Regions from separate parts of the Mus musculus genome. Here all the other regions are linked to region 2. The links are chromatin contacts, found by POLR2A ChIA-PET in ENCODE. All regions are on one chromosome and are shown on one strand. The core of a region is the stretch at or near the end of the contact, and the rest is flanking DNA. Distances in the headings are between cores, read along the strand shown. Region 1 holds the start of Kat7 (K(lysine) acetyltransferase 7). Region 2 holds the start of Spop (speckle-type BTB/POZ protein). Region 3 has its middle 11 kb from the start of Nxph3.

Evidence for each region. ChIA-PET counts read pairs that join two places held with the same protein, here RNA polymerase II (POLR2A).
Region 1: POLR2A ChIA-PET joins it to region 2 with 47 read pairs in embryonic stem cell. The contact joins the promoter of Kat7 here to the promoter of Spop in region 2. POLR2A ChIA-PET finds 5 or more read pairs at or near these places in 4 of 5 experiments (Patski and embryonic stem cell).
Region 3: POLR2A ChIA-PET joins it to region 2 with 36 read pairs in Patski. The contact joins the enhancer-like site here to the promoter of Spop in region 2. POLR2A ChIA-PET finds 5 or more read pairs at or near these places in 3 of 5 experiments (Patski and embryonic stem cell).

Annotation. Positions count from the first base shown.
Region 1 is chr11:95,308,157-95,312,101 of GRCm38, forward strand. Kat7 (K(lysine) acetyltransferase 7) reads right to left here and starts at 2,090. Exons shown (of 15, transcript NM_001195003.1): 1 at 1,879-2,090. The coding sequence starts at 1,893. It overlaps Gm11520 (predicted gene 11520), which reads left to right and starts at 2,260. Exons shown (of 3, transcript NR_155298.1): 1 at 2,260-2,297.
Region 2 is chr11:95,412,561-95,416,449 of GRCm38, forward strand. It overlaps Spop (speckle-type BTB/POZ protein), which reads left to right and starts at 1,523. Exons shown (of 10, transcript NM_001359107.1): 1 at 1,523-1,844.
Region 3 is chr11:95,502,082-95,505,827 of GRCm38, forward strand. No RefSeq gene overlaps it. Among named protein-coding and RNA genes, the nearest start is that of Nxph3, 11 kb to the right of the region's middle. Within about 2 kb of position 1,877, at least 2 of the 3 ENCODE cell types and tissues checked have a DNase peak (open chromatin) inside an H3K27ac peak, as active enhancers do.

The DNA of each region.
Region 1 (3,945 bases), core at 840-3,339, 100 kb before region 2:
ATAGATTAGGACAGATTGGCCATCAACCAAGTTACCAACATATTTACATTTGGGTTTTGTTGGTTTTGAGATAGGTTCTTGCTATTTAGCTCAGGCTGGCCTGGAATTTATTATATAACCCAGGTTTGCCTTAAGCTCAAGATGAGCCTCCTGCCTCAGCCTCCAGGATGCCAGAACTACAGGTGTGTATCACTATACCCAGCAAGAACTTACATTTTCTTCTTCTTTTTGAGTCAGGACACCCCAGCATATCAGCCATGTGTACCTCAAACTATAGAGATCCACCTCCCAAGTGCTGGAATTAAAGGCTTGTACCATAACATCCAGGAAGAATTTACATTCTCCACTTTTACATTTGGAAACTGCTAAAAGGAGACTAGATCATTCCAACAAACCAGTAGGTCTGTCTCTTGTATTTGGTATGCCTGGATATAAATACTACCTGTCGAGCTGATGAGATGGCTCAGCAGGTTAAGAGCACTGACTGCTCTACCGAGGGTTCTGAGTTCAAATCCCAGCAACCACATGGTGGCTCACAAACACCTGTGCCCTCTTCTGGTGCGTCTAAACTCAGCTACAATGTACTCATGTATAATAATAAATAAATCTTTGGGCCTGAGTGAGCAGAGGTCCTAAAAATTCAATTCCCAACAACCACATGAAGGCTCACAACCATCTGTACAGCTACAGTGTACTCACATACATAAAATACATAAATTAATCTTTTAAAAAAATACTACCTGTCAACTCTGGTCATTGCAAGAGACATTAATGTAAATATTTAACTTGGAAAGCTTCCATGAAGAGTGATCTCTGCAGAAATATGAATACCAACCGTCTATCCATCCAAATATTTCATTCAAAAATCTGACCACAAGTAAATAGAGGCACAGAATGTCACTAAAAGGCAAACTTTAGGGTCATCTCAGCCAAAGACCCTGACACCCGTCCATGACCTATCAATTCTGCCTGGCTTAACCCTGAAAATCAGCTCTTTACTTATTTCCCACGTTAACGGCTTTCTTACAGTGTATACAATTTCAAGCAGAGACTGTATGAACTATGGTTCTTTGTGTTCTTCTCTCAACAGCGATAACCCTTTAAGCCAGTGATCACGCATACTTTTCGAATTCCTAGCAACTAGCACGTAACACTGCTCTTTGCATTTTACGACTGAACATATGGGGCAAATGTCATACAGTTCAACAAACATTTACTGACCAGGAAATGTCAAACTGAACAAATAGGTGGAAGACGGTGACTGAGACGCAACAGGCCTGCGAGCTATCCCTTGGGGGTGGGCGCTGGCTTTCTAACCACCCATCCTCGGCTTTGTTGTAATCCCCCCACCAGGAAAGGAAAGTGGTCTTCCCAACTCGCCTTTACAACACCTATCGCCATCTCTATCCGGAAGGGCGGGGCGTTGGTCGCCCCAATCCAGGCCTTGCTAAGCCGCACCCGCCACAAGAACAGACTGCAAAGCTGGGCCAATAAAGAGAAGGGAGAGCATTCGCCACAGCCAGTCGGAGAGCACCGGGGCCAGACCGAGACACCGCCCACGCACGCGGGGAGGTGACCGTTGGGCCCAAACAGGCGGCGTCACCATCCAATCAATACGCTTCTAGACATTTCCGCGACCAATTAACAAGAACGCCTCCGATCCGGGCAAGCAGAGGGCGGGAATAGTTACAGGCATAGGCCGAGGCCAGGGTCGGGCCCACATTTTTCTGTCTGGTACCGAGAGGAGACAGAGTAGCTAGGCTAGGTTCGGGGGACCAGAAAGTTGGAACCCAAGCACGACGAGGCGTGGCCAACCGCGTCACGTTACTCAATCGACTCCCCTTAGAAACCCGCCATCCCTTCTCTGCCATTTCTCACCTTCCTTCGCGGCATTGCCGGCGGCTGCAGCCCGACGGTTCCGATTCGGGCGGCGGCAGCACCAGCAGGAACGGGGGCTCCGGCGGGCTCCGTGGCGGCCTCTGTAGCTGTCCCAAACCCTGCGGACGATCCCAAGTGCCTCCTACCTCTCAGCGTCTAGAGCCTTCTGCGCAAGCGCCGCGGGCTGGAAGCGCCTATTCCTTAACTTCCGGCTGAGGCTTGCGTCACCTGACCTTTAGGCCAGTGAGGATCATGGGAAGCTCGAAACTCTTAGTGAGGCCAGTCAGCGCCATTTTGGAATTGGGCAGGAGACGGCACCAGTGGTGAAACCTTCGGCTAGACCTTTTTAGTTAGGTAGGCGGCATTCGTGTGGGATTAGGTAGCCATGATTGTTTGGGGCAGAAGTCTGGCAGTTGAAGGTAACCGTTTTCATCTTTACATTGGGCAAACTCTTCCTTCCTCGTCGTTTTAATTTGTGGCGTGGAGGGAGGAAAACCCCAGAATCCATCAGGTTGTCGATCTTTAACTCTTTCATTTCCTAGTCGGCCGAAGGACGTTTCCGTTCATTCTGTAAACTCCGAACTGGCAAGAGATATTTTGCCCAAGGAACTGCTGTAAGAGCTATTCCGTGTTCCGGAGTGGTGTGAATGGGGCTTGAATAAAGGATTGACAGGGTCGTTGTCGGTCTTGAAGTGGGGTAGAGTGTTCTCTTTATGCCTTGTCCTTGCGTTAAGAGAACAAGAAGTAAGTTATGAGATGATGCAGAGCCATTCTCAGGATGCCGGAGCGCCAAAGAATTTCCAGTTTATCTCTGTTGTGAAACGCCCCCGGCTTATCAGTGCTCTGCTTTGGTTTGAGATCTTTGGGTGGCCCGGAGAGGGGCGGAGGACGTGGTTTGAATGTGAGGGTGCTGTACCAAAAGTCGGAGAAGTGTTGAACCTCATTCAGCCCGTGTGACCTCTGTAGCACAAATGCAAGAGCCAAGAACTGAGTGGAGAGAGAAATAGTATTTTGAAAGACACTAGAAAGGGAGTGGGTATTCAAGTAATAATAAAAGGCCATAAGAAGAAGAAATTAAGACTAGAAGAAAGAGCTATACGAAAAGTCTGGAACCAGGTGGGGGGGTGGGGGTGGGGGTGCATGCTTTTTGAAGCAGGCAGATCCAAATCATGAGCTTACGGCCAGCCTGGTCTACATGGCCAGTTCCAGGCTAGATCCTGTCTCGAAAAAGAAAAGTCTGGAAAGTGGTTTGTAGGCCTTGAAGTTTTAGCCTCAGAGGACTTGAAAGAACCAAGGTGAACCAAGAGTGACTTGCTGGAATCAAAGCAACCTCAGTAATTACCAAGATAGAATTCTGGTTCCAGATTTGTGTGTGTGTGTGTGTGTGAGCTGAGCACGCACTCATGACCAGGTGAGTGCTCAGAGGACAACTTTGGGGAATAGATTCCTAACTTCCACCTTTGTGGTGTCTCTGGGATCAAACTCGGGTCATCCAGCTTGCTGAAAGAGCAAGTGCTTTTATCCCCTGAACCCCCACAGGCCCCTATCAGAATTTCCATTTGAGGCTGGCTAACCTGGAGAGAGGCTTTAAGAACAGAATACAAACCTGATTGACATGCTAAACAGAGGACTCTTCGGAGTTAAAAAAATTCCAGACCCTTAGCCCACATTCCCTGGGGCTGGGGGTGGGGAATAGCTTAAGCCATTGTTGACGCCATTAGCATTCGGTATTTTGCTTTTAGTACTTAGTATAAATACCTTTTAACAATCTTTGTGAGTTGATTTGCACATAAAAACTTGCTTGAAAAGGGCTCAGATATTTTCCTTTGTATTATTTTAGCTCTCTCGTGTTTAATCCATTCTATCACTGTTCTTTTCACGTAAGGATATGTTCCTGGGGCTACTCTGGAATGTTCTAACTCCCTAACTAGTGCTAACAGCCTCTTATATTTGAATAATATCCTTTTAAGTTGGCTTGTGGTGACACACATCTGTACTCCCAGTCCTTGAATCAAAAGCTTGATTCAGTTTAAGGTTTTCAGCTACATGGTTCTAGGTCAGCCTAGA
Region 2 (3,889 bases), core at 273-2,772:
CCAATAAGAGCAATTTCATCTAGAATCTAGGTTGTGTAAGGCCCCAAGGGTTTGGAAGGTTTTGCTTATAATTCCTAGGATATTTCATATGGGGATTACGGGGTCTGCTTCTATACTTGAAAGTGGAAAGCCTCCCGGCACTGTCGGGGTTCTTTCCAAACCCAGTGGCTTGGTTCCTGGGCTGCCAGCCTTCCCTGCTGAACAGGCTCACCAGCCACTGGGTGCCAAGGAGCATGTGGCAAGAGATAGGAGCAGAGTCTCCTGGAGACTGTCCCAAGGCCTGGAAAGCAGTAGGGTGCCAGGAAGCAGCTCTCAATTAGGCTGCAACCCTGTTACCTCATGACCCACAGGGTCACTGGGTTGATCTCTCAGAGCTAGGTGTGTGCTTGATATGTGTATGCAAGAGGCAGTCTGCTTTTGCTTTTGAGAGCTTGATTCAGTAATAAAATATTTTCTTTTAAGTTTAAGGTAATCGAAGAATGTAACACAAAGATGACTGTTTTCTTCCAGGGCCAAGATGCTCTGAGACAATTCTACCCAACTCCAGAATCACTTTTGGTCCATGGGAGCTAAGACATGAGACAGACTGGGGACCCGGATGGCTTAGCCAAGGAATTGTCACAGAATCAGCTTCCTCTCCATTGGGTCTCTCTCTCTCTCTCTCTCTCTCTCTCTCTCTCTCTCTCTCTCTCTCACACACACACACACACACACACACACCCCTTCTGCCTTTCCCAGAAAGAACAGCTCTTTGGTTATTGTTGTCAAATGCTAATTTATTTAGTTTTCAAGACGCGGTATCACCTTGTAATTCTAGCTGACTGTGAACTCAGTAAGTAGACCAAGCTGGCCTTAAATTCACAGAGCTTCTCCTGCCTCTGCCTCCCGAGTTCTGGGGTTAAAGGTGTGCCTCACAGTACTCTAGCAAAGTACCTTATAAATGTTAGCATTTGCAGGCTAGGCTTATTGGACATGGATCTCTATGAATTTAAGGCCAGCCTGTCAACAAAGAGAGTGCTAGGTCAACCAATCCTATAGAGCAAGACCCTATTTCAAAAAATAAAACAAACTAAAACACATGTTAAAAGTTCTTTAAAAAGTATTTTAGCTGAGAGTTGCCTAAAAAAGAAAGTAAGAGCTAAGTCATCGGTAATCCACAAACTGCACAACTAGGTTTCAGTTGCGAAATGCCTGTTGCTGCTCCACCCACCCGGTCCCTGGATCTCAGCTTCCTTCCTCCATTCTGGCCTCGCACCTCAGCGCGAACTTCTGCGCGCTGCACGCGACCCCCTCCGAGTTCCCGCCTCTTTCCACTCTGGCTCCGCCTTCCGCCCAAATTCCCGGGCCCTGGCACCACCTCGCGACGCTTGCGCACTAGGGAAGGTAGGCGGAGTCTTAAAAGAGGAGGAGCTGGAGAGTCTTGAGCGGGACGGGGTGGGGCGGGGCAGGACGGGGCGGGGCGAGGCGGGGTGGGGCGGGGCGGGAAGCTGGGGGGAGGAGGCCGCGCGGGGTGGGGCCCGGCGGGTACGCGCTCGCTGCGTCGACGTGCTGACGACAGGACGCCCAGGCCGGTGTGTGTCGGTGTGTATGTGTGTGTGTGTGTGTGTGTATGTGTGTGTGTGTGTGTGTGTGTGGTGTGTGTGTGTGTGGTGTGTGTGTGTGTGTGGTGTGTGTGTGTGTATGTGTGTATGTGTGTGTGTGTATGTGTGTGTATGTGTTTGTATGTGTGTGCGCGCTCCAAGAGTGTATTTGTGTATCGGCGGTCCCGCAGGTCCCGGATGTTGCGGGCAGTATGAGGCGAGCGCAGGGGGACAGGGACCAGCAGCTGTCGCCGCCGTTCTCAGGTGAGTGTGTGTATGTGTGTGTCAAGAGTCGAAGAAGGGGTTGGCCTGTTGGGGTGCGGGGTTTTTCCTTGAGAAGTGACTAAACCCTCCCCCACAACACACACTTTTCCTAATGTACTATTCTCTGCCCCATTTCCTATGTTGGTTTCCTGGCCCGAGGAAGCCAGAGCCTAGTCAGCCGTCCGTTCTTCCTACCTCAAGCATTCTGGAAACACAAACGCGCCCCCTGCCTCCTGCCTCCCTCACCATCATATCCCCAACCCCATCCCCCTTGCCAAATAGTGAGCTGTCGCCTGCGGCGAGATGGGGAACTGCGCATGCTCGAATGTGAAGGAGCTCCGGGTGCCTGGTCGCTGCTTCAGGACGCATGCGCATTGCTGTTTTGCAGGGACCTGCGGGATAAAGAGCCCCTTGACCACGAGCCCGCCTTCTTCGCTAGACTTGCCACCCAATAGTGAGCTTGTCGCTCCGATCCGAGAGGGAGAATTTAAATTATGCGAGGGATTTAAGGACAAAGCACTATTTGCATCTGGTGTTGCCCTAGAGACTCCCAGGCTACCAACGCCTCCTAGAGCCAACGTGTCCCACGCTGACCCTTCTTTTTGAAACTTAACTGCTACTTCTACTTCTAGTATTACTTCCCTTTCCACCACTCCCGTCGTCATGCTGAAACCTTACTACAAACTTCCCCTAAGTTTAGGAGTAAGTCCAACTCGTTATTCTGGCAGGGGATTTTGATAGTCTTGTTAAAAAGGATTTGTTAAAAGGTCCATTAAAAAAGAAACTAAGGTGGGAATTTCTCTTTAGTAAAATTCTGAGTTGCCTTTACAGAGTAGCTAAGGAAGGGATAAGTGCCACACACAGACTTGAGGTAACAACAAAACAGAAATCAAGCTGTCAATCAGTAGCTTCATTTCAGCCCTTTTACTTAGTGGGACCTTTTTGGTTCATTGTGTGTGTGTGTGTAAGTTCTTCCATAGCGTTTCAGTTTAGTTATACATTTAGTTGTACAGTTTAGTTGTACATTCTGTGACAATATGGAAACAGGGGTAATCAGAAACAATTGAACAACTTGTCCAGAAGTATTAGTTTCAAATAATTTGAGCACTAATTCTTTCATATTGGCAAGTTCCAAAAAATTAAAATGAGGAACTTTACAAAAATATTCCAGTGACTTAGGTCCCAGAGTTTTAGCTGACAGACTGCAGTTGGTTCTTTAGTTTGGTGCTGTGCCATCCCTCTTAGAAACTTTGTCTTAGCTCTACCATGTAGGGAAAAAGATGTTTTATTTGTTTTTGATATAGTCAAGTTGTTATGTAGCCATGACTGGCATGGAATTCCCTATGAAGACCATGCTGGTCTCAAGACTGTATTCACAGAGATCTGCTTACCTCTGCCTCCCTAGTGCCAGGTATACATTTGGTCCCAAAGATAAACACTTTCTACTAGCAAAAAGTTTGCTGAATTGTATTGAAATGAATAGCTAACTTGTTGTTGGGTGGAGAGAATGGAAAAGGGAGGGGCATCTTTTGTTTTTCAGTTGTCTGGCTAACCTAATGTCTCATACTCTTGGGAGTGGGACATGAATCAGCCTTGTTTTGAAATTCCTTTTCCTTTGTGTTCTTTCTTTGGTATTCTCACAAGACATAATTTTGGTTGGCATTTTATCCCTAGAACCTCATGTTCTTGGTCTTGAAAGTGTATGAACACTTCTCACTTCCTCATTTAACTGGGCTTTATGTGGTTCAGTTGTCTGTCTATTGTGCTGTTTCCAGTTGCCATGTTGCACTTGGATCCAGAGGATGACACAGAGCAGCACAGGGGTTGGGGGCAGGGGCACATACATCATCCTGTGCTGGGAAAGAGCTGGATCCTCAGTCTCCCACCCCTACCCTCAGCCCTCAACATCCCCAGTAGTATAAGTTACTGTGTCAACTCCACATTTAGGATCAGGGCACTTGGCATCCTTTTGGTATTTTGGTGACTACACCTCTTAAAAAAGTTATTGCAGAGGCTAGTATGGTAGTGGGAAGAACTTTATGAGG
Region 3 (3,746 bases), core at 627-3,126, 90 kb after region 2:
TAGTGTGTGGCTGGATTCTACATCCATGCTACACACATTTCTTGATGCTTCACTCATTCTAAAAAGCAACCTGAGAGAGAAAGAACATCTCATCTCCCTCTTCATGAATAAAGAAATTCAGATACAAGCCCGAAGCAGTGGCACACACCTCTAATCCCAGCACTCGGGAGGCAGAGCCAGGCAGATCTCTTGAGTTAGAGGCCAGCCTGGTCTGCTGAGCTGGAACAGGTGGCAAGTCAGAGGCGACACGTTCCAGGACAGCTAGGACTACACAAAGAAGCCCTGCCTCAACAATCCCTCCCTGCCTAAAAGAAATTCAGATACAAAGTTGTTCTCCAACTTTGCAGTAAGGAAGTGTTAGAAGAGGAGTTTGAATCCAGGCAGCCTGGCTCCAGAGTCGATCCTCAGCTGCAGAGCTACACAGTGTGCCCTGTAAAGGAGAAGTCCTTCCTCCTCCTGTGAGACGCTTATGAGTTGGAGGAGGTAGTTGGAGGGTAACTGAGTGATAACAACCCAGAACCTGCCACATGTGCCACTATTGGCAGGGCACATCCTTCCAGTCGCCATGTGAGCATAGATGGGGGAGCTTACTACCCCCTCTCAGAGAGGCCAGGGGACCACACCAAAATCACCTAGCAAGGAAGACTCAAACCCAACTCCCTTCAGACATATGCTGACTCTACATAGCCTAACCCTAACTCCAGGGAGAAGGGAGCTCAGGTTCCCTGGCACCCTGGAGACTTCTCTTTTCCCAAGCCACAAAAGGAGTCCTGGGTTAGGCCTTCTGGAATAAAGAAGATGGCCGTTGGGGGCTAGAAGATTTATTTATTTTACAATTGATGATCCTAGCCCCTCATCACCATTTCCCAAGAGTGAACTGTGAAGACCATTCTAGAGAAGACAACGGTCCACTGAGGATGGGAAGGACGTGTGCCAACACTGTGTTTCCTCTGTTGCCCTCGCTCTTCGTAGGGTTGCAGGGGTGCAGCAGCCAATTCCTGTCCTCCTGAGAAGGAAGGTATTCACAAAGAGTACCATCAGGCACAATAGGGGTGATGTCACACACACAGCTCAAGGGGCCAAGGTACTTGGGTTCGGGTAGCGTCACACTACAGTCCTGGGGAAGTACCACCCAGACCATTCAGAGGTGGCCCCACACCGCCTGCCTCAGGGAGCCACAACAGTGTGCCCTGTGTGCACTCTCTCTTTCTCCCGAGTCCATCGGGGATGCCCACATTCTCTAAAAGTCCCAAAGTGAGCAGGTACACAGTACTGCACATACAGTCCAAGTTAGGATCCGGCTCTGCAGAGGCTGGGAAGAGAGGATGGCAGAGGAAGCAGGTTTGGGGGTATCCAGTATAGGAGGACAGTAAGGATGTCATACAAAGACCCTACGTATTAAAAGACCCTATCCAAGCCGGGCGTGGTAGCGCACGCCTTTAATCCCAGCACTCAGGAGGCAGAGGCAGGCAGATTTCTGAGTTCGAGACCAGCCTGGTCTACAAAGTGAGTTCCAGGACAGCCAAGGCTACACAGAGAAACCCTGTCTCGAAAAACCAAAAAAACCAAAACAAAACAAAACAAAAGACCCCATCCATAAAGCTAAGCCAAGCTGCTCCCGTGCTGGGGCTATCATTCGGGACTGTGGGGAGGGGGCGGGGCCTGTGGCTCCCACACCCTGGAGCCACTTCCTCTTGAGACTCCTGTTTCTGTCCCAGCCCCTGGCAGCTCATTGACCCCAATAGAACACTTCCTCTGAGTCGATGGCTCCAGTGTAAACCCATGCCTCTTGTCTGGGTCTCCTGGCCCAGCGGAGACCAGCTGGAAGTTAGAGAGGCTTTATTAAACAATATTTGTTGAGTGAATAAGTACCAAGGAAGAACAGAAGGGGTATTAACGGATGATGTCCACAAGGCCTATAAATAGCCCAGCTCACGAGTCTGGGTTTCGGTCTGTCCTTGCCAGGGCTTGGCAGACTCTGGCCAGGCTGGACTCATTCTGCCATTACAGGGAGGGGTCTTTAAGCTACGAGACCCCTCTGCAGCCCACCAAAGTGACCCCTTTCCCCTTCCACACCCAAGACAATGAGACTGAAGAGAGACCTTTATAGACACTGCTTTCCTTTGGTGGGTACAGAGGTACCCCTGTTTTTTTAACCAGAGCAACAGAAAGGAATCTGAATCATGTTTTCTTCTACCCAGATTGGCCTGGGGAAGGGCCAGGGTCCTGTAAGCAGACCGTGCAGGTCCTGCTCTCGGCTCAGAGCCCACACGGACAGCATCAGGCTTTAGAGCTTGGTACCCTGTTTCCCAAGGATCTGTTCTGCAAAACCACACCCCGACATGCCCCAGCTGTGCCCTATAGACCAAGCCAGAGTTCTGGCTGTGCTGGCTATTCCAGGCTCTCTGTGGCCACCACAATGGGAGGCATGGGAGGCAATGCCAGCTCCCTCAGGGCTGAAAGGCCAGCCACTCCTCCGCCCTGTCAACAGTGCCCCCTCCTGTCACTAACCCCCTTCTGCCTCTGGACTTCCAAAGCAGTGTTGTTGCAGGTAATTAAAGGGTTTTAATTAAATTAGGATCCCATCTGGCTGGGATCAGTCAGGCCCTTAACGAGGATTGTGTGTCACCAACATCAGAATGTGTATGGGGACTTAGACACGTGAGGACTGAATTTGGGGCCTGGAGGTCCTTCAGATGGGGGGCAGAGAATCCTGAGCTCCCTGGGGCTCCCTGAAATAAAGCGACTTGTACCACCTCCATAAATGAGGCCATGGAAGGGGAGAGCAGCAGTTTCCTTCTTGCCCAGGAGTCTCTAACATTTCTGAGATGTGTTGGGATGTGTGGGCGTTATTTCAGTTCTACCAATAAGGAGACCAAAGTCTGGAAACTGAAGTGCTTCAACACGAGATTCAACAACAGCTTCAAGAAATGGAGATCTTGAGGGCATGAGGGCCCCTGCCTATAGCCTTTGCCCTCGCCCTCAGAGATAGAGGTAGGAGGACTGGGAAGAGCCCAAGGGCAGCTTCTGGTATATATACCTGGGCTAGGCCAGCCTGGGCTATATGAGGCCTTGTCTCAGGAAGGGGGAAAAAGAGGAACCCTAAAACAGAGGGTTGAAGATGATGGGAATTTCATTTTTTCTCACATACAGAAGTCTGCAGGCAGCTTAGGGTTCTCAAAGACCATATCCCCATCCAGCTTGCCACTCCCCCACGTCTCCGTGGCACTTATGCTAGCATCTCCAGGCTAGTGTCCACATTTGCCAGATAGCAGGGTGGATGAGGGACAGAGAAGGAGCAAAGGGTGAACACCTCTACCTTAAGATGCTTGACACTTACTCTATAAGCACTTGACCTAAAGGTCACTGGCCAGATCTCAGCCACAGGGTCACATGTAAAAGACCAGGGTGCGGGATGGGCCAGGGAAATACAGGATTATGTCAGGCAGCTGTGTGCCCAACTAGCAGCTGGGGATCCCATTATGAAGGAGGCAGGGAAGGCTGATGGTATATTAATTCTCTTTTCCTATAACAACAACAACAACAATGGATAAAAATGAAGTCTCTGCCAGGCGTGGTGGCACATGCCTTTAATCCCAGCACTTGGGAGGCAGAGGCAGGTGGATTTCTGGGTTCGAGGCCAGCCTGGTCTACAAAGTGAGTTCCAGGACAGCCAGGGCTACACAGAGAAACCCTGTCTCAGAAAAGCAACCCCCCCCCAAAAAAAAAACCAAATTAAAATGAAG